Linked DNA regions of Homo sapiens: regions 1, 2 and 4 are each linked to region 3. A link is an interaction called in ENCODE POLR2A ChIA-PET data of the cell type or tissue named here. Cell type or tissue: CD4-positive, alpha-beta T cell. All regions are shown on one strand. Region 1 has its middle 150 kb from the start of LINC02836. Region 2 overlaps ATG5 (autophagy related 5). Region 3 overlaps PRDM1 (PR/SET domain 1). Region 4 has its middle 76 kb from the start of PRDM1.

Region 1 (8,000 bases), 320 kb before region 3:
CACGCCACTGCACTCCAGCCTGGGTGACAGAGTGAGACTCAAAAAAAAAAAAAAAAAAAAGAAAATAGCAAGATTCTCATAATCCACTTAATGCATTCAGTCTGTTGCAATATTACCTAAAACTTAGGCTCCAGAAAACTCTACACTCATGGGACAAAGGAAGTGAAAAAAACGCAAATAATGTCTTAGTCTTGTTACAAAATAGCTTTGGCTCTGAGGAACCACACGTTTTGAGATCCATGGCAATGGAATAAACTCCAGGAAGGAACCCAGGTGCCAGAATAGTTTCCTTCAGGGTAGGGCACAGCCCTGTGCCAACCTAGGACACTCATTAAGGACTACGTTAAAGAATATCCTGGGGTCTCTATTGCAAGAATGTATCCCTACTAGGGTCTTGAGAGAGAGGACTTCCCAGGCATGGAGGCCCAGGCCTATTTAGCTGATTCAAAACCCAGATCCATCCCCTGGTCTCTCACTGTCTGATTTCTTGTTTCACTCCCAAATGACCATCACGTAAGCCAGAGAAAGCTCCTTCCACCACAGAACCCACCCCTGGCTTCTTTAAGCTGTGAAGTCCAGATCAAACACATCTCCAGCTCAAAAAAGGAAGAAATCACAGCTCTGTCCCAAATAAGGACCTTTTTCTCCGAGGCTTTATCCTCTGCCCCAATATTAAGGTCTGGTCTCCCCCACTACTCATGATAACCATTACCCTCATCCACAAGGGTGTGATCTGACCCTGAAGCCCGCAAAAGACAGTCATTTAACAATTGACACCAATATATTAACCAACGTTCAAGCCATACAGTCTTTACCAGAGTCACTGTGTTAAATATCCACAAAGATAAATAATCACAGCATTGACAAAGGCCAAATTAGTGATACAACTTATTCTGTGCTATCAGACTGCAATGATGGCAAAGATAAAGTGATACGTTTCTGTTTTTCATGACACTGAAGGAACTTAGTGTACCCAGATCAACATTTATGTAAAGAAATAGAACAGACTCGGCCGGGTGCGGTGGCTCACGCCTGTAATCCCAGCATTTTGGGAGGCCGAGGCAGGCGGATCACGAGGTCAGGAGATCGAGACCATCCTGGCTCACACGGTGAGACCCTGTCTCTACTAAAAATACAAAAACTTAGCCGGGCGTGGTGGCGGGAGCCTGTAGTCCCAGCTACTCAGGAGGCTGAGGCAGGAGAATGGCGTGAACCCGGGAGGCGGAGCTTGCAGTGAGCCGAGATCACGCCACTGCACTCCAGCCTGGGCGACAGAGCAAGACTCCGTCTCAAAAAAAATAGAACAGAGTCATAGACTAGACTAGACTAGACTAGACTAGAATAGACCAGACCAGAGTACAATCCATATCTGGGTTCAAAATGATGCTACTTTTACTAGCACTGACCTTGGGGAATGTACTTAAACCTTTGCTACTCAGTGTCTTCATCTATGAAGTGGGGATAATAGGTTCTCCCACGTAGGGTTATGAGGGTTTAGTGGGTTAATATTTTTAAGGGGCTTAAAACAGTGCCCGGAACATACTGTAAGTATTTGTTAAATACATTACACTGTGTGAATGTGTGTGTGTTTGTGTGGACTGGGTTGTGATCAAAGTTTGGAAAAACTCAAAGGTAAAGGAAGTGAGACCCAAACCTAACTTCAGTAGACAGAAAGAACACAGCTAAGCCAAAGAGGTGTGTGTGGGGGGTGGGGGCACTTTCTAGGGTAGGAATCACAGAATGTGGGGGTCTGGATTTAAGCCTCTCCTTCCACAGTTTGGGGAGCTAACAAGATGGGGGAGGGGAACATTAAAGAGGAGAGAAAGTTGTTGTTTTACTTTACGTAGAATTCTTTTGTACTCAAATCCCCTTTGTCAGGGCCCAGATGTTTTAAAAATGATGCCAAGCTGTGATAAAAACAGACGCACATGCAGGAAACAGAGCACATCCAGCAAGGAAGACTGTTGGGTAATTCAGTTTATTAACGACACGTTCTATGTGGTAACTATTTGCAGATGATCATAAAATATATCCCCGACAGTCATTTCTTTTGGTTGTTATTGTTTTCAAAGTTTCATCTCTAAAATCTCTTAAAACCACTTGCCCAGCTGTGCTGAAAACAACTTACAATCAGACAATTATTTAACCCTAAGCAGGCATAAGGAGGAAGGACAATATGGTTTGAAGGTTTCTGCTCCTATATGTTGGAACCCAGCACAAAGAGGGATGCTTGCTACTTCCAAGAACCTGCACAAATAATTTGGATCATGATAAGATCACTCTGAATTGGTTATGCCCATCTAACTTAGATCATTGGATAAAATTTCGAACCCAAGAATCTTGACATGAGAGCTCACCTGATGATGCTTAATTGATGATATATTACCATCCAATGCCACCTGACTTATTCCTGAACAGGAGCAGGACTGGCAGGGAGGTGGGGGTAATAAAGGTGGAGGCCGATTATATTCAACTGTACTTAATCTCAGTGGCAGTGAAAGGGCCCTTCATTTGAATCAATTAAAAAAAACCTGCAGGGAAGAACGAGACCTTAAGGAGTCTTAAAATATCATCAGTGATAAAATATCATCAGTCAAGTGGGCTGTAGGTAATATGCTACTATCAACCCCCAGTCTATAGATGAACCAACCAAACCAAAAGAGATTAAGCAACTTGGACGGTGAAGCTAATAAAAGGGAAAGGAATATAGTGACCAAACCCAAGAAGCCCAGAGTGTTCTCGGTGCTGTATCGCTTGGGGCTTTCCTCATCTTTGTTTCTATTATTCAAGAATATAGTGTGTGTTACAAGTCAGGTATCAAATGTGTAAATAGGTATCGTGCCTGAAAGAAATATGTCCCGATGACCTGTAGGACTGGATTGTCTGAATTACAGTCCTTGCGACTGAATCCAGTTGGCGTGATGTAAGCATAAACGCACTCCACGTTTCATGAATAAGCTTAACGATAACAGAAAATACTTTCCTTCAGATTGCCTGGTGATTAAGGTAGTGGACATCTACCAAGCTCACGCTTAGGGAGGACGAACAACAGGTTTATCAACACTATACTTCACGGAGTGTCAGTCATGAGGTTTTCATGGAGAAGCCAGTTGTTTTGTTTGTTTTCTTAATGACATATTTTCATGTAGTTGGGAAGGGGTGTGCCCATTCAGAGCTTGACTATGACACCAGGAAGTAGAGCATTAGAGTGAAACCCATGAGACAATGACCTTAAGTACAGGTGGTTGCCACAGTGTCTATTATTAGGATCAGTGAAATACACTCAGAAGTCGTGTTGCAAGATGGCAGGATGGAAGGCCAGTTTCCCCTGACAAAGTGCAAAGGCATGCTATAAACACTTGCATGAACAAACAGCCTTTGCAGCAACCACAACCAGGAGGAAAATTAGAGGACATTTTCCACAACAAAAGCAGTATTGTTTTCCTGTGGTCACTCTGAAATTCATCCTTTGTTGCAGAAGACGCTGAGGCTCCATCATGGAACTGTGGCATCCCACCCAGCATTCTCCCTGTGGGCCGAAGTGATGGGATAAATTGATTCACAGCGAACTGTTCCTTCTGGCTAGGGATCCCACATCTTCAGTTCAATAGGAAAGAGTTCTCCAAAGAACAATGAGGTATAGTGGGCCAAGCCGATCAAGCAGACGTGGTACATCCAATTCTCTCTCAGGGGCTGGGACCCTGGCTGACCTAAGCCAGGACGACTACCTCTGGGCTCCCATTTCCTCATCTTCATGGTGGGGCTCCCCATGCCGGTCCTTAGTAACGATATTTTTACTATATATATGCATATAGCTCTTCCATAAGGCTTCTCCTAATTTTTATTTTTTAAGGTATGGAAGCCAAAACCTGTTTGCTAAGGGAAATGAAAAGCTTACAAGAAAACACATTTTGGTTGTGTAACAGACACGGACGATGCCAGACAACTGTCTGGGTTCATGTAAAGTCAGAGGGGGAATTACACAAACAGGGATAACAGGGAATCTCGGTAAAGCCTCCTGCCGGAGAGGCCTCCATCATCCTATGACTCCACAAATGCTCTCTCCCCACCCACTCCCGCCCCCAGTTGGGAGGTGAGTCATCTCTGCCGTTTCATCAAGGTGTGCCTAGACTGATTTTTGCCTTCTCGGTATCAAAGTACATGTGATTCAAGAACATTTGTTAATTCAACAAGGATGTGTATGAATCTCTTAAGTTCTCTGGCAGAATGGGATGGGGCATAAAAAAGTAATACTATTATAATTTAGTAAGCTCTAACAACATGCTAGACACCGAGGGTATAAAAGGTGAATAAGACCTGGACCCAGGTTTCAAGGGGCTCAAGATCTAGTGAGAAGCCTGACAGGTGAACAGATCACACAGGGTCAACACTACACTAGAAGTAGCCACAGAGTGTGCAGAAGACACAAGACATTGCCTACAATCCAAAGGCATGTTTATGCCATTTCTGCCATCTGTTTTTGGACCGGCAGAAATTCTTGAGAAAAGCATGTGGTTTTCAGAGGGTCCCCACCCTATCCCCCTTTACCTGGTCAGGTAAAAATGAAAGAAAATAATACAGGTGGAGTTCTGAGTGACACGATTTGCTGTAAGTTCAGTTAAGCTAGGAAAGCTCATTTCTAAAGAACTTCCTGTAAACAAGGTCCATGACTGTCTCCAGCTCATGATGAATAAATGAAATAATTGATCGCAACAGACACGTTGCCTCAAAGAAAGTGTCTCACACAATAATATGTCTTTTATTTTTCCTGTTCTGGGGTGTGGTTAGGTTGACTTTCCCTTGGTTAAGGGACTTTTGAGTCTGACTACAAAAGGTTAAGTGCAGTTGCAAAGTTGAAAGGACCCAGACAGGAAGTATTTGCTATTTGATAGGTAAAAAGAAAATCCCTTGATGTTACAAAATTAAAACAAAACAAAACAAATCAAAACCTGGGTGAAAACATTTTTAGCTCATGAGCTTGAATTTTAAATCTTATGATGATCTCCTCCTTTCCAATACTTTCTCATCCGCAGATATGGTATAAAATTCAATTACAATAGAAGATAGTACGTGCTGCTTTACTTGCCACCTCATTTCCAATCCAGAATACTGGATGCATTTTGTGAAACAAAGCCATAGGAATACAGAAATGTTCATTTCATTCTCCTTTTAAGCGCCAGCCATTGAGACCTTCCAACTACTTATAGATCGAGATATTGAACTCTGCAAAATGGTTTTCTTTGCTGTGATTTCTTTGCTATGTTTTCATCTGCTTAGAAGGATGAAAAACTCACCACTTTCCTTCTCTCTCAGATTTTGATAGATTAATTCAAAAACTCAATCTGAAAACGAGCTTTGAAATTTAAACCTGAACCTCTCCAGTAGAGAAAAGGTAGAGCCAGAGGAAGACAGACCTGGGAGAGGAGGAGAGACCTTCCCATTCCCAGTATTCTCCCAAGTTCAGTTCACTGGCATTCCTTTTTCTTTTTATTCAATTTTAATTTTTAATTTTTGTGGGTACATAGTAGATGCCTATATTTATGGGGTATATGAGATGTTTTGATACAGGCATGCAATGTGTAATAATCCAATCATGGAGAATGGGATATCCATCCCCTCAAGCATTTATCCTTTGTGTTACAAATAATCCAATTATACTCTTTTAGTTATTTTGAAACGTACAATTAAATTATTATTGACTATCATCACCTTCTTGTGCTACTAAATTGTAGGTCTTATTCATTGTTTCTAACTAATTTTTTTTGTACCCTTGGCACTCCTTTTTCTGAAAAAATAAATCAGTTAGAAACAGGTGATGAAATTACAGAACTGATTAAGACATAATGACCAACAGTCCTTTTCAAATTGGGGCAGAAGTAGAAGAAAGAAGGAGGTGGGAACACCTCAGGTTTGTTACTGCTGACTCTACAGTCGCTTTATTGTGTGCGCTCAAGAATAATGAGAAAGGACAGTTGGGGGAAATGTGACAAATTGGAAAATAATAAGAACTAATGCAGTACGAAGTGCTTGCTTCATACCAGCACTCTTCTAGCACTCCATACTTATTAACTCATTTACTTCTTACAATCCTGTGAGACTGGGAGGATTATTAACCACGCTTCACATGAGGAAATGAAGCACAGAGAGGTCAAGTAACCTACAAAAGACACACAGCTAGCAAGCTTATCTGGCTCCAGCGTGTGTATTTGGCAGTGTGGCTCCAGAATCTGCTTTTGGTTTTGTTTCTTAAACACTAGCCAGCATTGCCTCTTTATATTTTAGTACCTACTTCACAAGAAATTATCAAGTTGCATATGCATAGTAGCACGAAGAGGGAAATTAGCAGGGAGATTCAAGGAAGTTAAAATAGGAAGTGGCTGAGGCAAGAAGCACCACCAATTTAAGGACTCAGGGGCTGGTCACAGATTGTCCAGGGCTGCCCGTTCAGATAGTCAGGAAACAACCTCGAGGCACAGCTTCTAAGATCTTATTTCCTCCGAGCTGGAAAGCAACATGGTGTGTCCCCAGGGAGTCTCCTTTGGGAAATCAGCCATCCGCATAGGGTGGCCTGTCCTGCTCCAGGCTCCCTAAGTCACACTCCTTCAAGCTCAGGAGCTGGACGATCCCAGAGCTTGCCTGTTCCCACCCTGCCTTCAGCTTTTGCTATTGGACCATTTCTTCCAGAGCAGCACCCACATCAGAATCTGCACTGAGCCCCTCTGCTTCTCTTTCCACCTTTCTTATTTTTGCTCTCCTGGGAATACATGTCCCTCTCACTTCATGGAACAACCAACCGTCAGCTTTGGAAAGGGCCAGGGTGATGATCCAGCTAGGGGTGGGGGTTATTGAAAAGGACCATGTGCCCAACTGGGGAGGGGAGAGCACAGGAGATTCTGGTATTGCTCCAAAAGGGGTGTCTTTTTTTAATGTTTAGAGATGATATTCTGGCTCCATTCTTTCATTGGGTAGCCAGGAGGCTGCAACCTGGAGCAGGGAAATGACTTAAGAATGGGTCATACAGCTAGTAAGAGGCAGATGGTAAACTCAGACACAGATCGGCTGCCCTGGGGCTCACTGCATCTGTGCCCACCACTCACCCAAGGGCAGTGCCCTCATCCTCCATGGGCTCTTTTTCCTCCTGGACCTGCATGGAGACAGTCATCAGGGAGTGTTTCTGGCGAATTCTGCCTTCAACCTTCACTCTCTTAGACCATAAATCACCTTTTAACAGGTAAAAGATCAAAAGTTGCTGATCTCACCCTGTGCCAGATGCTTATTTCTAGCTTGCTTTTCTGTTCCACCCCCGACCTGGCTACAAATCTTCCTCCTGTAGTCTTCCTTTCATTGTCCTCTCCATTTCTCTCTGCATTGGATGTTTTGCATCTAGCTCTTGTGAGCTCTCAGGCTGCCCATGGGGATGTAGGCCGGAACTATGTTCACCGCACCTGCTTCTTCACTGCTGGCTTTTCACAGCCTGCCTTTGGAGGTCTGATCCCACACCCTACTTTCCATTGTCCAAGAGGTTAATGGGCGGGTTGTGTGCTAACGCAGTGTCCCTGCTGGTGGCCCATGAAGTCCAAGCTGGCTGCATTCTGCATCTAGCCAGCCAGCCCCTCAGTATCCACATGGAATAACTAAGCAGTTTATCTTGATGTTCTCCCCAGACTCCTCCCTCATAGGCCCAGGTAGATCTACCTTCAACTCTCCTGTTTCCTTCCCTACGGAGATGTTCAGACATAAAAGGAGCCTCCACACAGCCACCATTTCATTCAAAACAAGATGCTAATAACTACCCTTTATTCAATATTCACTATGTGACAGGAATCTTCATAGGTTCTTTGTATATGTGATCTCAAACTTCATAAGAAACCTTCGAGAGGTGATTATCATCAGCATTTTGCAGATGAGGAAGCTGAGTGGTTTTAAGCAATTTGTCCTCTCTCAGATATAAAATGCTGAAGTTGGGGCTGCAACCCAGGTCTGTTGTGGACAACACTGCC
Region 2 (8,000 bases), 97 kb after region 3:
GATACAATGACTGTTATCAATATACAATAATATAAATGAGACATAAAGGAGAGAGGGCCAATTATGCACCACTAGTTAGCAAGGTACTAATGAAAGACAAATTGGGGGTTAGGCAACTTGAATTCCAGTTCTGGCAACAAAGGGCTCTGAGCAGGTCTCACGTCACTTTGAAGCTGTTTCTTTATATATAAAATGAAGATGCCTATATAGATGTATGGTTTGAAAATCTAGCTGACCATTAGAATCATGTGGGAAATTAAAAGAATATATACATATATATGAGCTGAGCTCCTCTCCAGACTTTCTGAATCAATTTCTGGGGTAAAGTCTTTTTTTAAAAATGTTCCCTAGAATGAATCTTATGATCATACCAGTGTAGAATTTTTCTACAAACAAAATTTTATGTAGAAACCCAATATACAACACAGGTAAAGATATGGCAGCTTTTGCTAATGTGGGATTGAGACCATCTCCTAAGTTCTGCTTGCTGATTTATAACCCATGATAGCTTCTCATTTAACTCTGTGGGTCAGTTTGCAAACTGGTCCAGAGTAGAGGATCACTAACACGTCTCCCAGTTCCAGTATCTGGGTCTTTTACGTCTAAACAGCAAAATATTTCTTTCAGAGTGTAAACCATCATAATTTATTAGTTTTGAATTCTCAAGCAATTCACTCAAACTTCTGTTTCCTCATCTTACAGTGTGAACAAAGAATTCTAATCTCCAGTTACATGAAGGATTAAATGGGATATCCAAGCAAAGTACTCAGCAGCGACCCTAGCACAGGACTTGGACACAGGGTACTCAATAACACGAGTGACTCTTCTCCACCCCTCTCTCCTGCTCACTCTCTAATAAAAAATAATGGTGTCAAAAATGTAACTGATAAAGTATGTGAGGACAGAAGATCATTTTAAAAAGGTCATGATTTAGTAACAAAAAGTAAAGAGCGATTGTAATTCTCTTCCTACACACGTTATAAGAATAAGTTCATTTTTTTAGTACTAGATATATCAAAAGATATATAAAAACCATGGATTCAATTATGTGATTGGCATACAAAGGGCTGTAAGAATTTGGCCTCATGGTAATACCTCCTGAATTATTCAGTTCCATTTTTATGCAGTATGGCATATAATTTTAATAAATGTATTTTTTAAAAGACAACAAAAACCCAGACTCGATGATTATGCAAATTAAATGACATTAAGAAAAATTCTTAAGTATTAGAAACCTTCACGTTTATTTAATAGTGCTCTCAACACATATATTCAAGTGGAGCACATCACCTATAAGTCAAATGAGCCCTAGTGTACTACAGATATATCATTTAATAGACTTTAGGTAAGGTTATTTTTTTTAAAAAAGATGAAAACATTCAGGTAAAAAAAAAAAACCTTTCAAAATCTTTATGTTATACATTTTAAGTATATCATTTGAGAACTTGCACTGTGTGATAAATTTGAGTTCTAAAGATTTCTATTACTAATGGCTACTAATTACCTTTCTCATCCCAATCTGGGTTTTAGGTCTTATTCAACTAAGCCAATTTCAACAAGGAATATGATCTATAAATGTCTTTAAAAACAGGTGACTTGAGATTCTAGTGAGATGCTTGAGTTTCCTTCTTACTATTAATATTTAAAGGAGGCTTAAAGAAATGGATGATGTATCTTTAAGGGAAATTCATACATGTTTTTAACAAGAAAATTTCAGTTTAATTAATTTTTTAAAAGCTCATACTTTAAATATGGAGTAGAAGTCTAAGATCAAATGATATAACCATTGTGTTCAGCTTTGTAGCTTCATATTTATATTTTATAATTCAGCAGAAAATGACTTGATTTGCTATCTTGGAATGTGTAATACTGAAGGTAAAATTTCTGAAAAATACTTAATACTGCCTAGAAGTTTTAAAAAATAGAGCGACGAGCTTTCTGATTACCACTAGCCTGAACAATTTTGTTCTGTCTGACAAATTCTTTAACCTCTGATATGTTCATTAGTAAAACACCAACTAATTGAATCCATCGACATGAAAAACCACAGGCTGAAATGTGAAGTGCATACATCATGCTGAAGGATTTTGTCTCAGCCACGGAGGTAATAGTCAGCGAGGTCAGGTCAAAGAGGGTTAAACCAAGCCAGGATATAGCCAAAGAAATACATCAAACGCTGATTTTAAAAGGGCAATTAATCTTGGACAGAAATGCTTCCTGGGGAATGAGATCTCAATCTTAAGAGCACACTACATGATGTAGCAGTAAAAATGAACATATACAAGCTTACAGGGCTTTTATCCTATGATCACAAACAGAAGGAGAGTGCTGTTTATCAGAAAAATACAAACCCATTTAAAAATACTTACATTAACTTCTTCCGGATGCATACTCACTTAGCAGTACAGGTCTTAATGAACATGCAATATCATAGTATATACCAAATACCAGATATACCACATATCTCTTTCCATGTATACATTTTATATCTTTATTATATTTTCAGAGCTTTGACTCTTAACATTTTAAACAATTTAAAAACATGTCCATATTAATTCTTTCATTGACTTTTGCTTATAATCTCTGTATTTCTTAGTAAGGAGGACATAAACTAAAATTTAAATAATATAAAAAATCCCATATGATCAGTTGTAATTATAAAAAGCAAAGTGTATTAAATTAAGTGATTGTAAGGCCATTTTAAAACTGATTAAAAGCTTCCTGACAATAAGATAAAAATGTGGTAAAAGTTAAAAATTAAACCTTGTTCATTAATAAATACATAAATAAACTTTGAAAACAATATTATTTTATCTGCTTTCATAAAATGACCCAGTAATTCTAGTTGGGTGTAATAGGGTCCATTAATATTTGTCAAGTATGAACTACAGAATAGCTCAACTTACTTGCTTTATTTAAAATATAGACAATAATTGTACTGTTTACATATGGTCAGAATGAAGCCCCATAGTACCTGTTTCAATGAAAAGATAACTTGTTTTTAACTGTCTGCATATACTATTATTTTGGTAAGAGAATTTTGTTTTCTAGTGCTAAAGATGAAATAGTTGTGCAAGTGTGTGTTTCTCATTTTGGGAACAGTCAGGTTAATTCATTTAACTTCTTGAGATTAAGATAACAATAATTCAGAAGGAGAAACCAGAAGCATCTTCTGTCAGTCCAGTAATGTCATCATTTCCAGTAGTGGAGAATGAAAATAATCAGCATTATTATTGCCCAAATCAAATAGCGTGAAGGTACAGAGATACTAGTTCCTTCTAATTCAAATTCTAAATGAATATCTAAAGAATTACTGAAATTGTAAAACCCGCAATCTGATGAGGTTTGGGAATTGGAGTTTTTTTTATTCCTGTGGCATGAGTTTGCAAACTGAGTGCCTATTCTTCCGGGGGCAGTGCCATCACACTGACAAATGTGATTATTGCTCAAATATTATCTCAAATCACGAGATACTAACAAGCTTCAATTTTGTCCAAATACTTAAAAGTATCTGCTTTATACGGTCAGCATGAGATTTATATGTTTCTTTTTCTAACTGCTTCATGTCTGAAAAAAATTTATCTTGTCAACTAATTCACTTTATTAACATAATCTAATCATATACAGCAAAGGAGAAAAAAATGTGAATATACCATTTTTTCTTTTCTTTTTCTTTTTCTTTTTTTTTTGAGATGGAGTTTCACTCTTGGTGCCCAGGCTAGACTGCAATGGCGCATTCCAGGTCACTGCAACCTCTGGCTCCTGGGTTCAACCAATTCTCCTGCCTCAGCCTCCCAAGTAGCTGGGATTACAGGCATGCACCACCACGCCTAGCTAATTTTGTACTTTTAGTAGAGACGGGGTTTCACCATGTTGGTCAGGCTGGTCTCTAACTCCTGACCTCAGGTGATCCACCCGCCTAGCTTACCACGTTGTTATACATTACATTAGAAGACTGGGAAATGAAGTATAATTGGGTAAAGCTTATAGGTGTTTTGTATTCTCCAAGGTAAAAATAAATGTTCTTGATGTGTTATTTTTAATGTACAAAGAAAAAAATATTTCACTCAGGTCTGGCACAGAAGCTTAGATCTCTGAGTCATTTTAACTACAGCTGAAACGACAAAAACAATTTACCTGAGCTCACCTTTGGTCATTTCCTGTTACCTCCAACTTGACTAATTCCCTTAGCCATTTACAAAAAAAGAAAGGAACACACAAAAGAGCTCATCATTAGTTACTCCACAAGCAGCAGCTCATCATTAGTTACTCCACAAGAACAATGACCTAAAGCACGTATTCATAAATACTAGTACATTTGACTTTCATATGATGAAATCAGACAAAATTCTTTCATCACTGAATCACTTGTAGGGAGTAGAAGACAATGGTGCCACATAACTTTTATGAAGTACTTTCTCTTTTCATCATGTGATGACAGCAAGTTCTTATCCATACACACCCAATCTTAAAGTCTTTCGCTTTCAACTTAAGTTGAATGCAGGTGTGTCAAAATGCTTCATGTTTGACACATCTGACAATACTACAGGTGAACTGAACCAGGCAGTAAACAGTTTTTTACTGAAACAGTGACTCGATGTTTTGGATACTCTACATAGATTTTTAAATGACAATTTTTTTTAATACGTAATAAAAAGAAGAAGCAAAGATAAAAGTTTTTTTCTAAAGAAAAGATACTGAGATGTGTTAGAGATGTGGCTTCCTCCTGGTATGAAAGATACCATCAAAAATACCTGAAAAGAATAGGCATTATCTATGTCATTTCAATGAAGTGTGTGTTCTGCAGTCAAGAGAAGCATTTGACAGTTTGCATGGGGAGAAGTCTGTCACACAGATGTACTCACCTACAGCACCTGAAATCACCTAAAAGGAAGGTTTGTGGATTAGGTTGTGTGGCTGCGCTGCCTCACTGCTCCCCTCTAAAAAAAAAAAAAAAAAAAAAAAACCACAAGGGAAGTCACACTGTGTATCCCCTAGAAAAGGATGTACACGTAGAGCAGCCTAGAAATTTAACAGAACAAAGAATCTCTTTTAAAAGAACAGCTTCACAAATTTGTGTGCCTTTCTTGTGTAGGGTCACGTTAATCTTGTCTTGTAACCTGGGTATAAGAGCAGAATAAAGGTGTATTCTGAGAGTGTCAGTTCAAAGCACTTGAATGCTTTTCATTTACGTGTCTGATGTTCATAATCACCATTTAAAAAATTCAACAAGAGTGGTCAGGATTATATATAGGAACACTAAAATAACAAAACAAACAAAATAAAAACAGTAGACACTCAGGTTCCTAAGATCATATCAGAAATATTATTAAGAGAGAAGAGCATGTAGGCAGATTAGATACTAAACACAAATTGAAGACTAAGATTTGTGAAAGTAAAATAAAGAGTAAGGAAAAAGCAAGTATTTCAGAATGTTATTTTAAACTAAACCAAAAAGTTAAAAAGAAAGAAAACAAAAACAAATGGCAGCATAGTAAAGTGGAAAAACCAAAAGACCACCAGGAGATGGAGACCTGTGTTCTAAACCTATTTCTGCAATTAAGTGGTTAAGAGACGTTTGGCACAATCATGCAAAAATTAAGAGAGTGAACTTTGGGAGGCCAAGGTGGGTGAATCACTTGAGGCCAGGAGTTCAAGACCAGCCTGGCCAACATGGTGAAACCCCGTCTCTACCAAATATACAAAAATTAGCCAGGCATGGTGGCACATGCCTGTAATCCCAGCTACTTGCGTGACCGAAGCACAAGATTGCTTGAACCTGGGAGGCAGGGGTTGCAGTGAGCTGAGATGGCATCACTGCACTCCAGCCTGAGCAACAGAGTGAGAATCAGTCTCAAAAAAAAAAAAAAGTAGATTGAAAGTTCTACAGTTATACAATTCTTTAAAGAAGTAAAATACAGTATTAACACCCAACTAATTTCTTCCCACTCTAGGCACTCCTTAACCACACCCACAAACTAGAAATTGGCAACCATGAAATAAAAATGAATTGAACAAATGAATCCATTAACAAAATAAACAATATAAAATTTCAAGTAAGCCCTCTTTCCTGGATTAAAAAGCAACTGTTAACTTTAGTTTTTACAGATAAAACACAAATGTATCAAGGGAGACCCCCCACTTATATAAACTTGGGACTAGCAAATATGGATCATTTTGTGTCTGTGACAATTGTGCTGCTGTTAGGGGACAGATCATTACAGAACACATTACTTCCAAAGTTTTGGGTTTCATTGCAGTGTTCTCATTCTATAGTCAAGGATGTTATAAAAAAGGAAGTTTAAAACAACATATTTTAAAAAGTAGATTGTCGAAAAAAATCTAGGAAAAGTGCAATAAGGTAGTCATTTGAGGCTGGGTGCAGTAGCTCATGCCTATAATCTCAGTACTTTGTGAAGCTAAAGTGGGAGTATCACTTGAGTGAGAAATGTAAGACCAGCCTGGGCAACACAGTGAGACCCTGCCTTTTGTTTTCAAAAAAGGTAGTTATTCAAATATTAAACTCTGGCTTAAATTTCATTTACTCCTAATTGATAAAATCATTTGTTATAGTGTGGTTGCTTGTCCCCGCCAAACCTCGTGTTGAAATTTTATCACCAAAGTTGGAAATGGGGCCTAATGGGAGGTATTTGGGTTGGGGTGGGGGGGGCGGGGGTGGATCCCTCATGAATAGATTCATGCCCTCCCTGGGTGTGGAGGAGTGAGTTCTCACTGTTTTAGTTCCCACAAGAGCTGGTTATTATAAAAAGCCTGGCACCACCCTGCTCTCTCTGGCTTCCTCTCTCACCATGTGACCACCGCACACACCAACTTCCCTTCAGCTTCCACCATGAGCAGAAGCAGCCTGAGGGTCTCATGAGATGCCCAATCTCCAGGCAGTAGAGCTGTGAGTTAAATAAACCTTTTTTCTTTATAAATTACCCAACCTCAGGTGTTTCTTTATAGCAACACAAACAGACTAACACAGCATCTAGTTTTTAATGTTCTTTAAAGTACTACTACAAAGTACTCAAAAAGGGAAAAAAACACAATACAGAGAAATGAGTAACTGAAAGCCAGTGCTGCCACGGACAGGTAAGAGGTTTATGGGGTTTATCTCTATCAGCAATAAAAACGATTAACCTCTTCATTACACTTCAAATGAAAATAACTCATCTATATTCCAAAATCCTCAAAAACAAAAATAGATATTAAATAGATCAAAAACAAACACCCTTATAACAGAGAAAATGAACTAAAAAAGTAAGCTTATTCTTGAATTTCTGGGAATTTCTCAGAAGTTATGAGTTACTAAGGCAAAATTTCTGTAGCCTGAGTTCAAAAATAAAAAGTTTACTTAACTATCTCTAAAGATATACAGGAAAATGGCAACACTGGTTGTCTCTAGAAAGGGGAACCAGGTTAGAGTTTGGTGAACAGGTAGTTAGGAAAGAGACTTTTTACTAAATTCCTTTATATATGCTTTGATTTTTAAAATATGTAAATGTATTGCCTATAAGAAAAAAAGTTTTAGTTATTTAACTGAACACAATCCATTAAAAAAAACTTGATAGACAGGAATTCACCAAAATTAAATGCTTTTATCCTTCAAAAGAAAATGAAGACAAGGCTGGGCATGGTAGCTCACACTTGTAATGCCAGCACTTTGGGAGGCTGAGGCGGATGAATCCCCTGTGGTCAGGAGTTTGAGACCAGTCTGGCCAACACAGTGAAACCCTGTCTCTACTAAAAACACAAATATTAGCCAGGCATGGTGGCAGGCACCTGTAATCCCAGCTACTAGGGAGGCTGAGTCACGAGAATCACTTGAACCCGGAGGTGGAGGTTGCAGTTAGCCAAGATTGCACCACTGCGCTCCAACCTGGGTGACAGAGCGAGACCCTGTCTGGGAAAAAAAAAAGAGAGAGAGTGAGAAAGAGAGAAAGAAAATGAAGGCAAGTCACAGACTAGGAGAAAATATCTGCAAATTGTGTATCTGA
Region 3 (8,000 bases):
ACAGAAATTCTTAAAGGACCAAAAATAACACTCTTGTTTCAACTTATGTTAGGTGTAGGAAAATTTTCTTTTTTTCTCTTTCCAGTCTGAGTATGCTTCATTGATTTGTATATTGAATACTAAATTGTTTTAGAAAAAAAAATCATTGGCTGATAAGACACTTAAATGAGAAAAGCTAGTCTGTCACAGGCATGTAGGTGTGCCATATCTATTTAAATAGAGGTTTAAATTATTGATGAGACTTAATGAGGAACTGGTGTATATTGTAACCAAAATTGTAGATTCCACTGTGAACAATCTGTGCATGGATCGATTCACATATTTGAGTCTACCATTTCAGGTACATGAATGTACAGGAGCTACTGGGAATATAAAAACTGGAAAATAAACATTATCATCTATTACCACTCCCTCCTCCTTGGTCCATTTTAGTAAAGAATTCAGTAAAGTGATAGGTAGGCTATCTTGAATGAGAAGAAAATAAAACTAGGAAAGTGAGAGAATAAAAACCAAAACAAAACTGTAACTGCAAACTGTTGTAAAGGACTACTCACAGAGGAGTTCTATTGAATAGTGACGAATTGCTTCCTGATTCACGGTTGGTGATTTTTTTACCCCTTCAAAGAGAAATTTATTATTAAGGAGGAACTGGTATAGTTAACATGTTTCTTTAGCAAGGCCCCACAAAGTTAAAATGTGTGATGCATCCAGTCTGAGGTCATTTCCTCAGATCTTAGAACCTACAGCTTTCCTCCGTATAAACTTAATTTCAAAGGAGGGCTTTTGGCCAGGCATGGTGGCTCAGCCTGTAATCTCAGCACTTTGGGAGGCCGAGGTGGGAGGATCGCTTGAGTCCAGGAGTTTGAGACAAGGCTGGGCAACATGGTGAGACCCCTTCTCAACAATAACAACAAAAATTAGCTGGGCGTGATGGTGCATGCCTGTAGTCCCAGCTACTCAGGAGGCTGAGGTGGGAGGATCTCTTGATCCCAGGAGGTCAAGGCTGCAATGAGCTAAGATCAAGCCACTGCATTCCAGCCTGAGTGATAGTGGGAGACCTTGTCTTTAAAACACACACACACACACACACACACACGAGGGCCTTTGACCACTCTTGAGTAGAAGACTCGAGAAGAACAAAGTAGAAGGCCAGAGAAGAACAAAGTTACTTGAAAGATCTCTTATTAAAGAGAATGTACAAGCTATGAAAAAAAAAAAACACACACACACACACAAACCTCATCTGGAATGAAAAAAACATAATGCATTTGGTTTCTGGTTCCTTAGGCTGTTATGGAACAACCAAAGAACATTATTTTGGTTTCTGAGGTCAGAACTATTTTATTCCCCTCAAGCACACTATGCTTATGGTTTGAGGGAGAATGAGAAATAGGAAACTAGGAACAGGCTGAAATGGTCTAATCTTGACCATCTAATTCTGCAGTGTCTTATTCTCATTCTAAAAGAGAATGGTTATATTCGCTGTTCTAGCATAAAAAGTAATGATAAAAATAAAAGATCCCGTATTACCAGACAATAATCCCCTAGACTGTTTTAATGCTTGGTTGAGTATTTGCTTATGATCTCAGACTTTAAAAGATGGTCTCCCCCTATGGTGAAGCTTGTTAATTATGTAGGCATCATTAATGTCTGTTTACTTATCAAAATTTTATCATTGTTAGTTGTATTACTACTTGACAGTCCAATTTATTTAATTGAAAAGATTGGTTAACATTTTATAGTCAAAGTAATTGTTTCCTGTGTTTTTTCCTGTTTAGGTTATTGGAGTGATGAGTAAAGAATACATACCAAAGGGCACACGTTTTGGACCCCTAATAGGTGAAATCTACACCAATGACACAGTTCCTAAGAACGCCAACAGGAAATATTTTTGGAGGGTAAGTAAGGGAAATTTCTTCAGACCCATTAAATGTTAGGAAAAAATGGAGCTAAAAGAGCTGGGTGGCTCACCTTTCTCATCCTGTGCTGAGAAATGCTGGGGCTCACCCATAAGTATCCAGCATCCCCATGGACACAGGGAATTCTGAACAAATGTGATGAAACCGATGAAATGTCTGGCCTGTAGGTGGTTAGTGATGGAGATACGGGCTATATGTGAATCTTGATTTTTGCAATTCATTAGAGCTTTGTAATGAAAGGAAACAGTTTGTTGCTTGCTTTAAGGATAGGTTCATTTGCATTTCTCCGCAAGGAAGTAGTAATGAGTTACCAAGCCTTAGATTTCACCCCTTTTTGATTTCTTGCTGACTTAACTTTAATTGAATGGAAGAGTTATCACAAATGAATTATCTTTTTGGTTTTTTTTTTTTTGAGATGGAGTCTCACTCTGTCACCAGGCTGGAGTGCAATGGCATGATCTCGGCTCACTGCAACCTCCGCCTCCCAGGTTCAAGCAATTGTCCTGCCTCAGCCTCCCGAGTAGCTGGGACTAAGGTGCGCGCCACCATGCCCAGTTAATTTTTGTATTTTTAGTAGAGACGGGGTTCCACTATGTTGGCCATGATGGTCTCGATCTCTGGACCTCGTGATCCGCCCACCTTGGCCTCCCAAAGTGCTGGAATTACAGGCAAGAGCCACCGCGCCCAGCCAGGAATGACAAATGAATTACCTTATAAGTAAATGCCATTAAGGAAGGATAGCTGGAAGATGGGTTGAGGGGAATGGAGGACCACAGAACTAGTCCTATTTAAATACATGTGCATGGTAAAATGATTCCATTTGACAATAGGTTAATTATCTCATAGCATAAGGAAAATGCTTAACAGTCATATGCAAGATGATAAGCTTTCCTATAGCATCCAACCAAAAGATCTAGCCAGTACAATTTCCTTTGCTATATTAGGGTTAGAAAGGCCCCCAGAGGTGAACCAATTAGATGGAATCCTTGAATAAAACACTGGATTAGCAGTGAACAGAAAAAAGTCAGATTGCTTTCCTTCTTCCCATAGATGTCTCAGGGATATTTAGTTTCCTCAGAAGATAAAGAATTTAGTAAGCGTTTTTTTGTGCATACTTACATGAAATGTACATTATTTGAATTCTTTAAAAAGAAACAGCTGCATGATAACAAAAATTGTGTTATGCTTGCTTTAGCTGGTATTTTTGCCTAGAACGATTATATCGTTCGGACAAGAAGCTATTCCTAAGAAACAATATTTTTAATCCAGGAAGTTTTTCATTTTTAGAAATTTATCTTACTATTTCCCAAGCAAAAGAGGGTAGTTACAGATTCACTAAGAATCATGTGCTCACAATTTTTATTTAATAATTATTCCTCCTTAAAATATATTAATCACCTGACTTACAATGGTGGAACCATGAGTGCATTTTTGCCTTTATTGTCAATAACGTCTTCTCAGAAGTGAGCCACAAAGGTGCATAGTTCTTGGAGTTAAAGGTCTGAATTAAGACAATCCAGCATAAGTCTCATTAATGTGTGATTATTTTGAGAAAAGGCAAGAAGTACCTAAGAATCTCCCCCTCACTGTCCAGTTCCCTGTTTCATTTAAAGATTCACTGTAAGTAACTGAAAGGCTTTCCTTGGGAGGATTTATTTGAATCAGTCTTTCACATGCAAAGGATATTGTAGAACATCTCGTTTTTGCTGGCAGGAATATGAACATCTGTTGTGAGGAAAGAAAAAGTTTCATGCAAATTACACTGCCAAAGAAGGGATGTTCAAGTTGAGAAACCAGTGACATTTCTTGTAACTGTACTATGAATCAGCGCATTTTAATCTTCTAGATAATATATGGAAGTGCAGGAAGGTGGTAGGAAACGGTGTTCATTTTACATATGCGTTATTTTATTCTGTGTGAGTGACTTCATGGCACCGACATTGCTGTTTTTAAATGAGGATACAGTAAATTGCAGTCCGAGGAAGGCTAACTGGAATCAACATACCCGTAGCTTTAGAAAGCAGTTTCCGCACCAGCGAAGAGTACAAGAGCGATGGAACCCCATGTTCCTGGAAGTTTGCACATCAGAGTAAACAAACTTGAAAACCCCTCTTGATAGCAGAATTCACCCAGCCTTGTTCCATTTTCTCTTAACAAAACACACCGCAAAAGCTCTCACAAGCTGCTTTGATGAAGCCACATGTATTTCCCCCTTCACAATTTACAGGAAGTTACTCTTAAAAGAAAGTGATTCTGGTGTTTACCGCCTGTGTTAAAGGGACAGAGTTCCTTTTTATTTCTGATAACGTTTGAGCGAAATACAGAAACTATCTGTAGACTAGCATAGTCGGTACGTGAGTAAGGAAAAGCAATAACCTGCTGTCCGGTGAGCACAAAATTCCTGCTACGAACAGTGCCTTACTGCTGCTTGGAGACTGCAAGTCGCAGATCACACTAGGTATTGACTGATTGTATAAGGAAATTTCTTAAAGTCTAAAGTAAAGGTGGTACCTCCTAAAAAGAGGGGAAGAGAGAAAACTTTGTGTGGAAGGATAAGGAGTGTGTTTATAGTTTCAGTAAGAGTGTACGTTTTAATTTTTCTTCTTCCTCTGCCTCTTTGCCAAGTAGCCTGAGTGCATCTGTTATCCAGAAGTAGTATTACTCTAGGACAAACTTCAAATTCTTCATTCTGCGTTGCCTTTAAGGAACAACATACTTTCTTCCTGTTCTTTTTCCAAAAACACACGCCTATGGCTCTGTGTGTGGTGTTTTAGCCAGCCTCCTCCCAGATAAGGGGTTCCCTTCCCTCCTTTGCATTGAAAGGAAAGTGCAAGTCTGGACATGTTTATCAAGAGGAAAAGTGACTTCTCAGTAATAGACTGTCAAATTCGGGCTGCTGCCCGAGTGTTCGCTTTGTTATGGCAGGTGAAGTTCACCTTTGCCCCACCCAGTGTTTCCACAAAAAGGCAAGGTTCCAAGTATTCATATGAACAAGTGTTACTTTAGGACTTGGAGGGTTGGGGGTGGAGGATGTTTGCATAGTTGAAGCCTTGGGCGGGGGTGTAGGAAACGGCGAGTACAGAGGCCATAGAAAAAGCTAAGACTCAGTTTGACGTCGTCAGCCGGCTTGGTCTTCTACCCAGTGACTCAAAGCACTAAAAGTCAGCATAATCGGAACTGAAGTCAGTAGCATCGCCCATTTGCCATTCACTGCAGTAGCAAAAGTAGTACTCTGTGGTGGGTTAATCGGTTTGAGGCAGCTCCTTAAATGAACATTTGTGTTTCATTTTTCTGTTATTTTCCCGAACATGAAAAGACGATAAAACTGAAATGGAAAAGGTAACTGACAAAAGTGTGCCTTACCTGTTTCCGCCCTGATTTCTGCTGATTCAAGACTATTCTGGCTAAACTGATTGGATTCTTTTTCTAACTAGGCAGTAGGGGATCAGAAATCACACACGGTACCGGCTGTGTTTATTCTGAGAGGTGCTGGGGAGCTTTGGGTCTGACTTCCTTTTACATGCCTGTCTTCTCTTTTGGACAGATCTATTCCAGAGGGGAGCTTCACCACTTCATTGACGGCTTTAATGAAGAGAAAAGCAACTGGATGCGCTATGTGAATCCAGCACACTCTCCCCGGGAGCAAAACCTGGCTGCGTGTCAGAACGGGATGAACATCTACTTCTACACCATTAAGCCCATCCCTGCCAACCAGGAACTTCTTGTGTGGTATTGTCGGGACTTTGCAGAAAGGCTTCACTACCCTTATCCCGGAGAGCTGACAATGATGAATCTCAGTAAGTGGATTACAGAACAAAAAAATAAAAAATGCCAGTAATGTCGGTTCTGCCCCTTTGAACTAATAACATGTTGTTTAATTATACGGCTTTGTCATGTGTTGGATGAAGTAGGTGGCTTAAGCTAGGGACTAGGAAGAGGAAAAACATTTTTTGAGTCCCTATTAACTATTAGGAAACTTGATCATTTAAAAGTATATATATATATGAGGAGCTACCTTGAGTTTTGAATTCAGGATGTTACAGGAAGAAATATATGTCCAATTCTAATTTATCCAAAAGCAGTTGGGAGAATTACAGGGATTGGTCCAGACATGCTGCGTATGCAAGGTATAGCCCTCATCTGTGGTACTTTGGCAGGGCTTAGACTGCATCAAAATATTTATAGATGTACATTTGAGTGTACAGTTAGGATCTGATGTGGAACATTGTAAGATCATTGCTAGAAAAACTTTGTCATAATTTTTCAATATTATTCTAAGTGAATAACCGTAAAGATTTTACATCTTAGCTTCCTTCCTTACAGTAAAAAAACTATCTGATCTCTTGATCAGTATTATAGTAGCCACCTATCACTTTATCTTAACAAATTCTCAATTCCTTAGGTTTATGTGCTTTTACTTCTTTTATTTGATTAAAATTGCTGTCATGACCTCTCTCTGCAGAGGGCTGCATCATTTTGGTCATTCTCAAGTGATCTCTTTGAGCAATTTAAGAATTGCCATAAGATTCTAACCTCTGCTGTAACTATGGTTGTGTGTTCTTGGTTAGACCACTAAATCTTATTAGCAGTTTTAAAAATTATTCCTTTTGGTTTAGAAGTTAAGACTAAATGCTGAAGTTTTTGTAACTTTTGGTTTTGATATCATTTCAAACTTAAGAAAACATTTGAAGAAAAGGACAAAGAATTTCCACTTACCCTTTACCCAGGTTTACCAGTTATTGATAAGTATATCCATTTGCTTTACCAGAAGGCTAACTTGTTTTAGTTCTCATTTTCACCTTTGAGACATTTGGAATAAATATCAATGTTAACATAAATTGGAATTTTGACTTTGATTTTAGGACCAATGAACAAGCCAAGTACTTACCCTAGTCATATATAATCCAACTGTATGGTTATTTGGTATTCATTCCACACTTCATTTTACTTGATCTCCCTTAAGATTGCAAGATTGTGTTTGCAGTTTTTCTGAAAATCTGGGGCTATAAAAGCATCAGGACCTCCCCCGTAGGGGAGGTCGTGTGTTTGGGGTCCTTACACAACAGGTTACCCTTGAGCTTCAGGAAAAGAACTGGCTCTCAGTTCCCCAGTTCCAGCTTAATGGGTCTAATTAGGTCCTGACCAAAAAGGTGGCAGTTCTTTTCCCTCATGTCTCTTCAGCGCTCCCCGAGACTCTGGAGACTCTGTCATATCCCTAGGGCTGAGCCTCCCAGGAACCATTCGGCTGTTGTGGCATCTGTGTATGCCATGCCCAGTGCTGAGGACCTAGTAACAAACGACAAATGCACAGGCACAGTGGCATTTTTGTGGAACTCGTATTCCAGCTGTGCGTCTCAGAAGAAGCGCACAGCTCCCTCCTGGCTTTCTTAACATAGTGAGCCACTTCCACTTAAGGGTCTCCTTACATTCCTTGAGTTTAATCATTCATGGATTCAGAGGAAAGTCTTTTGATTTTTGCTTTTCTTTAAACAGTTCATTTGAGGTGACCTACCCCAGTGACTTTGCACCAACCACCAAGAAACTTTTTTGCATGCTTCCCGCACCCTGTGCCAATCAAGGGAAGGGTTTAAAGGCCTGGCGTTTTTATTCCTCAAAGAAAGGTTTTGCACAGTATTTTAAGGTTCAAGTGCTTCTACTTTGTGTTCAGAAGCAACTGTCATATATACTGTGAAATGACACCTTTTATTTATCCCTTTTTATTTATGCAGTATGTCCCCTTTTATTTTGGCAGAATTTTTTCTAAATGGTGGTTTAACATTTTCAAGCACATTTCATTGTCCAATATTCATAGTAAAGAATGAGAGTTAACAATAACCAGTCACATTAAAACAAGATTCCTGCTGCCAGTTGTGAAACCGGTTGTCTTAGGCGTGGCAGCTGATGATTGAGACTGTGATCAGGAAAATTTCCACTATTTCATCAGGCCTAATAGGTAGATTGTGTCTCCAAATGAACTGTGTTGGGTTTCCATGCTTAAAGCACAATAGAGGTGGTGCAAGAATCTCCATGAGGGCTTAAATGGCAGTGATGGTTCAGGCGGTAGAGTTTGGAGAAGAAGGG
Region 4 (8,000 bases), 65 kb after region 3:
AAGTCTGGAACGGTGTGGCTGGGTCCTCTGCTTAGGGCATCACAAGGTTGAAATCTAGGTGTTGGCCTGAGTTTTTCTCTGGAGGTGATGAGGAAATAATCCACTTGTAGCTTTTTCCTGTTGATAGAATTCTGCTCTCTGTGGTCATAAGACTGAAGTCCTCCGTATCATGGAATCAGGCCCACTGGGATCATTTTTTCTTTCTTAAGGTCACCTATGTCATAAAATAGCAGCTAATCATGGGAATAAAATCCATGGTATTCTCAGGGTGTATACACAAAGGAGGATGCAGGAAATCCTGGGTGCATCTTAGAATCCTGCCCACCACATCACCTTAAATATAAATGTGAGGCACTGGTGAGCTGAGGACAAATCCACTTTTGGACAATGGTAGCTGGGGAGGCCACTGTGTTTCTTTAATGAGTCTAGAAAGATGTCCAAGAGAAGGGAAAGCTTAGGAGTTCTTGGAAAGTTGGGAGGGTCCTGGAATTTCTGAAAGTAACTTGATGGTGTGGAGGGGTGGGTTTTCCCGGTTAAAAAATGGAGATGAGGAAGGGGGCTCAGGGAGTGGATGAGATGTGCAGGGAGTGGGTGGGAGTGCTGACGCTGAAGGAACCAGAGACTGGCATGGGTAGCAAAGCAGCAGGGAAGGAAACTCATCTGGGAGCCCCGAGTCAGGGCTGTGATTCTGATCTGCAGTGTGGGGAAGGTGCTGGTATGGCCGAGGCCCACGGCAGAGGGGATCACCTCAGTGGATGTGCTGGAGCGAGTGGAGGGTCCTGCTGAGACAAGTCTATGGGAGGCCGAGGAGAGCTGCGTGGCCTGCAGGAAGTCTGCCAGCTGTCGTGGAGGGAGACTAAGGAAGGCAGGGGCTTTGGCTGCTGGGCTACCATGAGGGTGAGATTTCCCAGAAGAATGTCTAGCAAAGAACTCTTGGCTATGAATAAAGGAGGAAACATTTTCCAAGAGACCACAGAGCCCAAGGCAGTGCCAAGTGCTGGCCCATGGGCCACAAAGTTAGCTGCTGACTCACCCTGTGACTACAGGCACCTTACTTGGCCTCTCACTGCCTTTGTTTCCTCATCTATAAAATGGAGACTAACAATAATTCTGCCACTGCTCAGTCTAAATAGCACATAGAGAACACTTTGCAGTCACTAGCTGCCAGGAATATGCCTCTGCCTTTTCGTGGGCTCTGCACTGTGGCTCCACCTGTAACCTGAACTAACCATTCGCTGCTGGGGAAGAACACAACACAGGTGCAGTGTAGCCTGTTGCGGCCCAGCCCTGGGTCAGGCTGGTTCGGAGACCCCTTCCCTAGCTGGACCCTGGGCCTCAGGAGAGTCACATCCAAACTGTGTGTAAGTCAAACAGCAATTCTTGTTTAGGAGACCACTTTGTGATACATAACCTCCTGCTAGATTCCTTCCTTGAAGGAATTTTCTTGGGGATTCCAAGTGAAGAAGTTTCCCCAAGTCACATGTAACTCACCCTTCACTTTCACTCCATCATTCATTTTGTTAGGCAAAGCCCAGGTGTCACTGTTGAAAACTTACCAAATGGTGAGCCTACTATAAAGCTTTGAAACAAGAGCCAAGCATTCGCTCACATTCCGTAGATCCCACAGATGTACTTTGGGTGATGGTTGTAGGAATCTGTAGGCAGGTGTAAGTCCATTTCCTCTCTGGGCCTAGATCAAGTCTAAAAACTCTCAAGACAATATTGGGCCGTTGTTGACATATCCTAGAACTTTCCAGATCCCAACAAGGTGCTTAGAAAGAGGTGGGCTGCTTTATCAAGGACTTTAAGAAGTGAGCAGTGATTTGAACTGAGAAGAAGCTCAAAGGAAAGGGGTTTGATGCCAGCTTCTAGGTCCCAGCAGAAGCCAGGACAAACCCTGGCAGAGAATTGATGTAGCTGGGGCTGCCTTACGATGTACCAAACCTCAGAGAGGAGTCAAAACCAACCCTTAGGCTTTTGTTCCAACCTCATGAGGACACAGTATCAGGAGCTCCTTGCATCCTGAGCAGGAAGGTCCTTCTGTGCCAGGACATGTCTTGTGGCCTGAAGGTGCTCCACTAATGGACAAGCATCGTCTAGGGACTGGATCTTCTCCATGTGGGGTCCTGGAACACAGTCAGGCCACGCAGTTGGGCAGCAGGGTAAAGTGCAATGCGGGGCTGCTCTTAGTGGGTCCACCTTGCCCCCACTGCCAGGACAGAGATAGGGCCTGCGGAGCTATTCTGGGGCATGGTGATGGGCTGAGGATGGGCCTTGGAGCCCTGTGATCACTCTCAGGGTGGCCTGGAACAGGCTGAGAGTCTTCTGGGTTTCCAGGTGGACAGGCTTGTCTTCATCCAGAGCCCCAGGACTCCTGCATTCTGCAGAAGTCTCTGGGTCCACCAGGGCACACGTTCAAAATGCTCTTCCTGTGGTCTCTCTGCTCAACCTGGAAGGCTCTTTCAGCATCTTTCTAGAATTGAGCAGAGTCTGGCTGTATCTTCAACCCTGGATGGCTTTGCCCACAGTAATTCTTGGTTCCTATATTTTTGTCCCTAAACACACCATCTTAGCCTCTAGAATTCTATGATGCCCCTGCTTTGTGAGCTGCAGCAATTTACCAACTTGCTTAATTCCAGGGTTGCTTTTTAGGGAGGAATACTCCCACAAACTCCACCACTAAGGGGCCATGAGACTTTGGGGCAGTCATAGCACTGCTTGGGACCTCAATTTCCTCATCAGTATAATGAGGAAACTGGGCTAGATGATCTCTAAGGTGCTTTTGGGCTCCAACATCCGTTCATCTATGATCCTACCATTCTGAGGCTTCCCTGTAGAGCTTCAGTTATTCATTCAACAAATGCTTATTCAGCAACTCCTGTGCTAAGTCCTGAGGATACACCGTGAACGAGATGTGGCTACTGTCCTCAAGGAGGAGGAAAGTAAAAATTCAAATTAAGAAAAAAAGACATATATAACTTTACTAAACAGTGTGAACTCAGTGGAGTAAGCTGTGACAGTTGAAGGGCCACCTCATTGTTTCCTGATTCTAGGGATCACTTCTCTTCATTGCCTGATGTCCAGTGTCTTGGAAACTGTTGTTTCATATATTTTGTCTGTTTTGTGTGTGTGTGTGTGTGTGTGTGTGTAGGGGTTGTTTCAGGCAGGAAGGTAAATTTGGTCTCCATGACTCCATATTGGCCAGCAGCAGAAGTCCTAGCAAACTTTTTTTTTTTTTTGAGACAGGGTCTTGCTCCATTGCCCAGGCTGGAGCACAATGGCACGAGCCCGGCTCACTGCAGCCTCAATTTCCTGGGCTCAAGAGATCCTCCCACCTCAGCCTCCTATATAGCTGGGACTACAGGCATGTGCCACCATGCTCAGTTAATTTTTTATTTTGTAGAGATGGGGTCTTGCTCTGTTGCTCAGCCTGGTCTCAAACTCCTGGGCTCAAGTGATCCTCCTGCCTCAGCCTCTGAAAGTGCTGGGATTACAGGCATGAGCCACCATGTCTGGCCTCCACCAATTTTTGATCATACAATCTAATTTTTAAAATTGGGCCTGCATCCCCATCATATTTATATTTATCTATAAATTTTATATGTGTACACTTGTGAATACATGTAGCATTAATCATATTTATTAGTAACAGTAAAGCTTAATTTATTTGTTGTTTAGATTGAAACACAGATAGAAATAGAAGTTAAGATATTTTCTTCTTGCACACCAATGGATCATCTGTGTATCTACACATCTAAGGCCAAAGGACTCAGGAAGACCAGTTCTGTGAACTTTCAAAATTGGTTGGAAAAGGTATCTGAGATACTTGGTACGGGTAACAGTACACATTTTGTTCTCAAATCAGAAACAGGAGATTGGTACACTTGGCTGATACCAAATAAAGCTAAGGTTCTACAAAAAGAGTCCTTTAAAAATAGTGTTTGAAAAAAAATTGCATTCCTTGGTCCTATTTGACAAAATTCCCACAATTTTCTCCCTTTACCTTGGTCATACCTTATTTAAATGTCAAAACTGTCCATAAATCTTAAAACGCATTCTCAGTGCTATATACTAGGCAATGTGGAAAAATGCAAAAAAAACCCAAAAAAACAAAAAAACCCTCTGAATACAAATGCCTATCCTGAGTTTAGCTATCTTTGCTTTCCTGCCTGTGTCATGAGTGGGATGCACCCAGGGGTGATGTCTTAGTCCATTTTGTGCTGTAATAACAGAATACCACAGACTGAGTGATTTACAATTAATAGAAATGTCTTGGCTCACAGTTCTGGAGGCTGGGAAGCCCAAGACTGAGGAGCTGGCACCTGGTGGCTACATCATCCCATGGCAAGAGAGCAAGAGAGTGAGAGAGCAAGAGAGTGAGAGAGCGAGACAGCGAGAGAGGGAGAGAGAGAGAGTGCGTGTGTGTAAAAGAGGGCCAAACTCCCTTTTTATAACCAACCTACTCCTGCAGTAACGGCATTAATTCATTCACTCTGCCCTCATGGCCTGATCATCTCTCATCAGGCCCCACCCCCGAACTCTGTTACAATGGGGATTAATTTTCCAATACATGCTTTTTAGGGGACATAGTCAAACCATATCAGGGGGACTTTAACCACCTGCACTTGAAGAGAAAAGGAGAGGGCACTGAATTAGGTCTGTACTTCCTTTCTGAGACTTTAGAAGATATCAAGAGACCTGGCTCACTCCTTTCCTCCAGCAGCCTGTTCAGCGTGGCCCTTGAGCTTGACTCACAAACAGCAGTGGAAAATAAGCAAGGGGAAGAACGTGCCTGCAGAGCCCAAAGTCAGCCTGTAGAGCTCAGGCTGGCAATCACTTTCACTCTGCTGCAGCAAGCACCCCTGGGGCTGCTGCCCAAGGATCAACGCAGCAAACCAGCAGGAAGTGGAATAGTCAGCAGAAAGGGTCAAGGAAACCTATCCTTTGTCAGACAGGAGCTTTATTTCCACTCTGGTCCACAGCCTCAAAGGGCAGCTGCCTCACAGGGAGAGTATTTGACCAAATCCGGTTTGCACGTTTGAAATAAGAACTCCATTTATTGCTCTCTGAAACCGAGTGCTAGAAGGCCCCATTCCCAGCAGCCTTGACACCCCCCGTCCCCTCCTACTGTGACAGTCCAGGTTGTTCCAGCTGCCCTGGCTGATGTCTGGCCCTCCAGGATGGATATGTGTCCAAGAAATCCCAGACCCATCCTCCACTTGGACGATTTTGCAAACCTTCACATAAGAACAGATTGCACAAGCGGTATGTGTGAGGGCTGACGGAAGAAAAAGGGAAGAGCTCTTTCTGCTTATGACTGGGACGCTGTTATTCATCAAGCTCTGGTGTTTCAAGTGAGTTTTGTGGATGAGGAGGCCAAGTCATGTCAGCACTAGAAACCTCCCTGGCCTCAGTCATATGTGCTACCCCACCTCTTCCCCACAGCCCCTGCCATTCCTTTATGAGGACCCTCCCTGTTTCGTGCTTTCACAGAGTAAAGCTGCTGTGAGTGGTGCCTTGAGTCACACCCAGCTCACACTGCCCCACAGAATCTGACACGAGGTCTGGGGTGAACTCTGTGGCCCTGGCCTCCATCTTCTGCCCTGCCCTTGCTTCCTGAGGTGGGCAGGAAGCGGGACTCGCGATGAGGGCTAGGCCCCGGCTTCTGGCAGTGGGGGAGTTTCTATCCTGCCCAAGGGGTTAGGGGAAGGAATGTTGGTCACATGAAATCCAGGGGCGGCTATGTAATGTGGGAGACAGCAAGCATCATGTTCCCACACTGTAAGTCATGATGACACTGTTAAAAACGACGGGTGGGTGGGGGAAAGTGAAAGAAAAAGAATAAGGGGGAACAGAAACCAAAGTGAGGCATACAGAGGCATCAAGCAAGACTAACGGCCAAGGTACGAAGAGAGGCCAGGGGAAGGGGTGGCCTGGAAGGGAGTCAGGAAAAGGCAGACGAATCAGACTGGGTAGGAGGAAAGGAATCAGGCCAAGGAAAACATAATGAGATGTGAAGAGAAGACACGATCATTTGGGGAGATGGCAGGGAATCTGCCACCAAGTACATCAACACAGGGTGTTGAAGGCCGGGGCCAAGAACACCTTTGGGGCATCACCCCAGTACAGCATGGAGCAGCACCTGACTGTGAAATCTGTGTCTCTGCTTGCTGGAGGCCTAACTAAATTCAGATGGAAAGGGTCTGTGAGACTCTTAGAAGAATAGAAAGGGGGATGGAAGTAGAGGGAAAAGACCAGAGAGACCCATCTGTGCTTCACAGCTCTTCACGAGTTCATTCCCAAGCAGGCTTTGCCTGTGGTCTTGTGGGTGATGCAAAAAATTAAGAAAATAAATAAAAATTTTAAAATAGGATCTTTGGCTTTTGTTCTCATAACCTAGGAGAGGGAACAGGTGCACATACACAAAGCACCAAGCAGCAACAATTTTATTGAGACTGTTCAGAGGACACAGTAACAGAATACTGGTTGAATGAATAAATGAAGACCAAAGAAAGGAAATGCAGAAAGGCTTTCTTGACCATGTCATTTGTCATTTTAAAAAATGCAGGAATTGGTCAGACGCGGTGGCTGACACCTATAATCCCAGCACTTTGGGAGGCCAAGGCAGGTGTATCACCTGAGGTCAGGAGTTCCAGACCAGCCTGGCCAACATGGTGAAACCCAGTCCCTACAAAAAAATACAAAAATTAGCCAGGCATGGTGGTGGCCATCTGTAATCCCAGCTACTTGGGAGGCTGAAGCGGGAGAATCGCTTGAACCTGGGAGGTGGAGGTTGCAGTGAGTTGAGATCGTACCATTGCACTCCACCTTGGGCCACAAGCATGAAACTCCGTCTCAAAAAAAAAAAAAAAAAAAAAAGCAGGAATTAAACAGTGTTGGTCAAAATGGATGAAAAATTCAAAAATGGACCAAGAAGGTACAATACCCAGGCTTGACAATAGCATAGCACAGGTTCTGAATCAAAGCAGAGAGCAGGAGGCATAGCTGCCAATTCTAGTCTTCTGGGTGAGCTGAATCTGCCTAGACATGGTATTTAACACCTTAAAAAAAATTTACCCCCTAGGAATCATATTTAGTATATAAAAGGCAACAAGGAAAGACTGGTTAGATGGCCCTAGAGGAGGCCAGTTTGCTAGCATGGAAGCAAGGCTTTCCTGAGGCTGCTGGTTTGGACAGAGACAGATGTTGGAAGACCACTGAAGAGCAAAGATCAGGTGAGTAACCTAGATTGGCAGGAGGCCAGATGCAAGAGGAGAGTGGTTGTATATGTGTGTGTCAAAGAGGCAAGGGCATTCAACTTTCAATTGAGAAAAATGAATAGGGGGGCTGGGCATTGTGGCTCACGCCTGTAACCCCAGCACTTTGGGAGGCTGAGGTGGGACAATCTCTTGAGGTCAGAAGTTCAAGACTAGCCTGGTTAACATGGTGAGACTCCATCTCTAAAAATAAAAGTAAAAAATCAGCCAGGCATGGCGGCATGTGCCTGTAGTCCTAGCTATTCTGGAGGCTGAGGTGGGAGGATTGCTCGTTCCCACCTATTCCCACTATCCACTATCTCTAAAAAGAAAATAAAGAGGAAAAATTGATAGTGAAGATGATGATTACAACAACTAACATTTGAGTGCAAACTGTGTGCCAGGTGATGTTCTAAGCACTTTACATATATTAGTTTATATAATCTTCACTACCACTCCCTGAAGTATTATTATTATTATTTCGAGACACAGTCTCACTCTGCTGCCCAGACTGGAGTATAGTGGAGCAAGCATAGCTCATTGCAACCTCAACCTCCCTGACTTAAGCAAACCTCCTACCTCAGCCTCCCAAATAAAGTTGCATGCCACCATGCCCAGCTGATTTTTTAATTTTTTGTAGAGATGGTGGTCTCACTATGTTATCCAGGCTGGTCTTGAACTCCTGGACTCAAGCGATCCTCCTGCCTTGGCCTCCCAAAGTGCTGGGATTACAGTTGTAAGCCG

Evidence for each region. ChIA-PET counts read pairs that join two places held together with the same protein. Peaks named below come from ENCODE experiments on the same cell type or tissue, not always from the same donor. Only the 100,000 strongest peaks of a DNase experiment are listed, where the experiment ranks them.
Region 1: POLR2A ChIA-PET joins it to region 3 with 11 read pairs; 4 of 35 experiments call an interaction of 5 or more read pairs at or near these places.
Region 2: POLR2A ChIA-PET joins it to region 3 with 14 read pairs; 8 of 35 experiments call an interaction of 5 or more read pairs at or near these places.
Region 4: POLR2A ChIA-PET joins it to region 3 with 24 read pairs; 11 of 35 experiments call an interaction of 5 or more read pairs at or near these places.

What each region holds. Positions count from the first base shown.
Region 1 is chr6:105,777,364-105,785,363 of GRCh38, forward strand. No RefSeq gene overlaps it. Among named protein-coding and RNA genes, the nearest start is that of LINC02836, 150 kb to the left of the region's middle. RefSeq lists a silencer at 3,137-3,337. In CD4-positive, alpha-beta T cell, no CTCF peak of the experiment used is centred here; a DNase peak (open chromatin) is centred at 4,818; H3K4me3 peaks cover 717 bases; H3K27ac peaks cover 697 bases.
Region 2 is chr6:106,190,867-106,198,866 of GRCh38, forward strand. All of the region lies in intron 7 of ATG5 (autophagy related 5), which reads right to left. Among named protein-coding and RNA genes, the nearest start is that of PRDM1, 110 kb to the left of the region's middle. In CD4-positive, alpha-beta T cell, no CTCF peak of the experiment used is centred here; DNase peaks (open chromatin) are centred at 4,465, 4,945 and 6,805; H3K4me3 peaks cover 600 bases; H3K27ac peaks cover 442 bases.
Region 3 is chr6:106,093,837-106,101,836 of GRCh38, forward strand. PRDM1 (PR/SET domain 1) reads left to right here. Exons shown (of 7, transcript NM_001198.4): 3 at 1,779-1,898; 4 at 5,464-5,716. Among named protein-coding and RNA genes, the nearest start is that of PRDM1, 12 kb to the left of the region's middle. RefSeq lists an enhancer at 4,332-5,531. In CD4-positive, alpha-beta T cell, no CTCF peak of the experiment used is centred here; DNase peaks (open chromatin) are centred at 635, 4,105 and 5,015; H3K4me3 peaks cover 5,042 bases; H3K27ac peaks cover 2,873 bases.
Region 4 is chr6:106,158,804-106,166,803 of GRCh38, forward strand. No RefSeq gene overlaps it. Among named protein-coding and RNA genes, the nearest start is that of PRDM1, 76 kb to the left of the region's middle. RefSeq lists enhancers at 4,402-5,248, 4,710-4,789, 5,249-6,095, 5,520-5,619, 5,640-5,689 and 2 more. In CD4-positive, alpha-beta T cell, no CTCF peak of the experiment used is centred here; DNase peaks (open chromatin) are centred at 4,388, 4,808, 5,558 and 5,808; H3K4me3 peaks cover 1,393 bases; H3K27ac peaks cover 2,168 bases.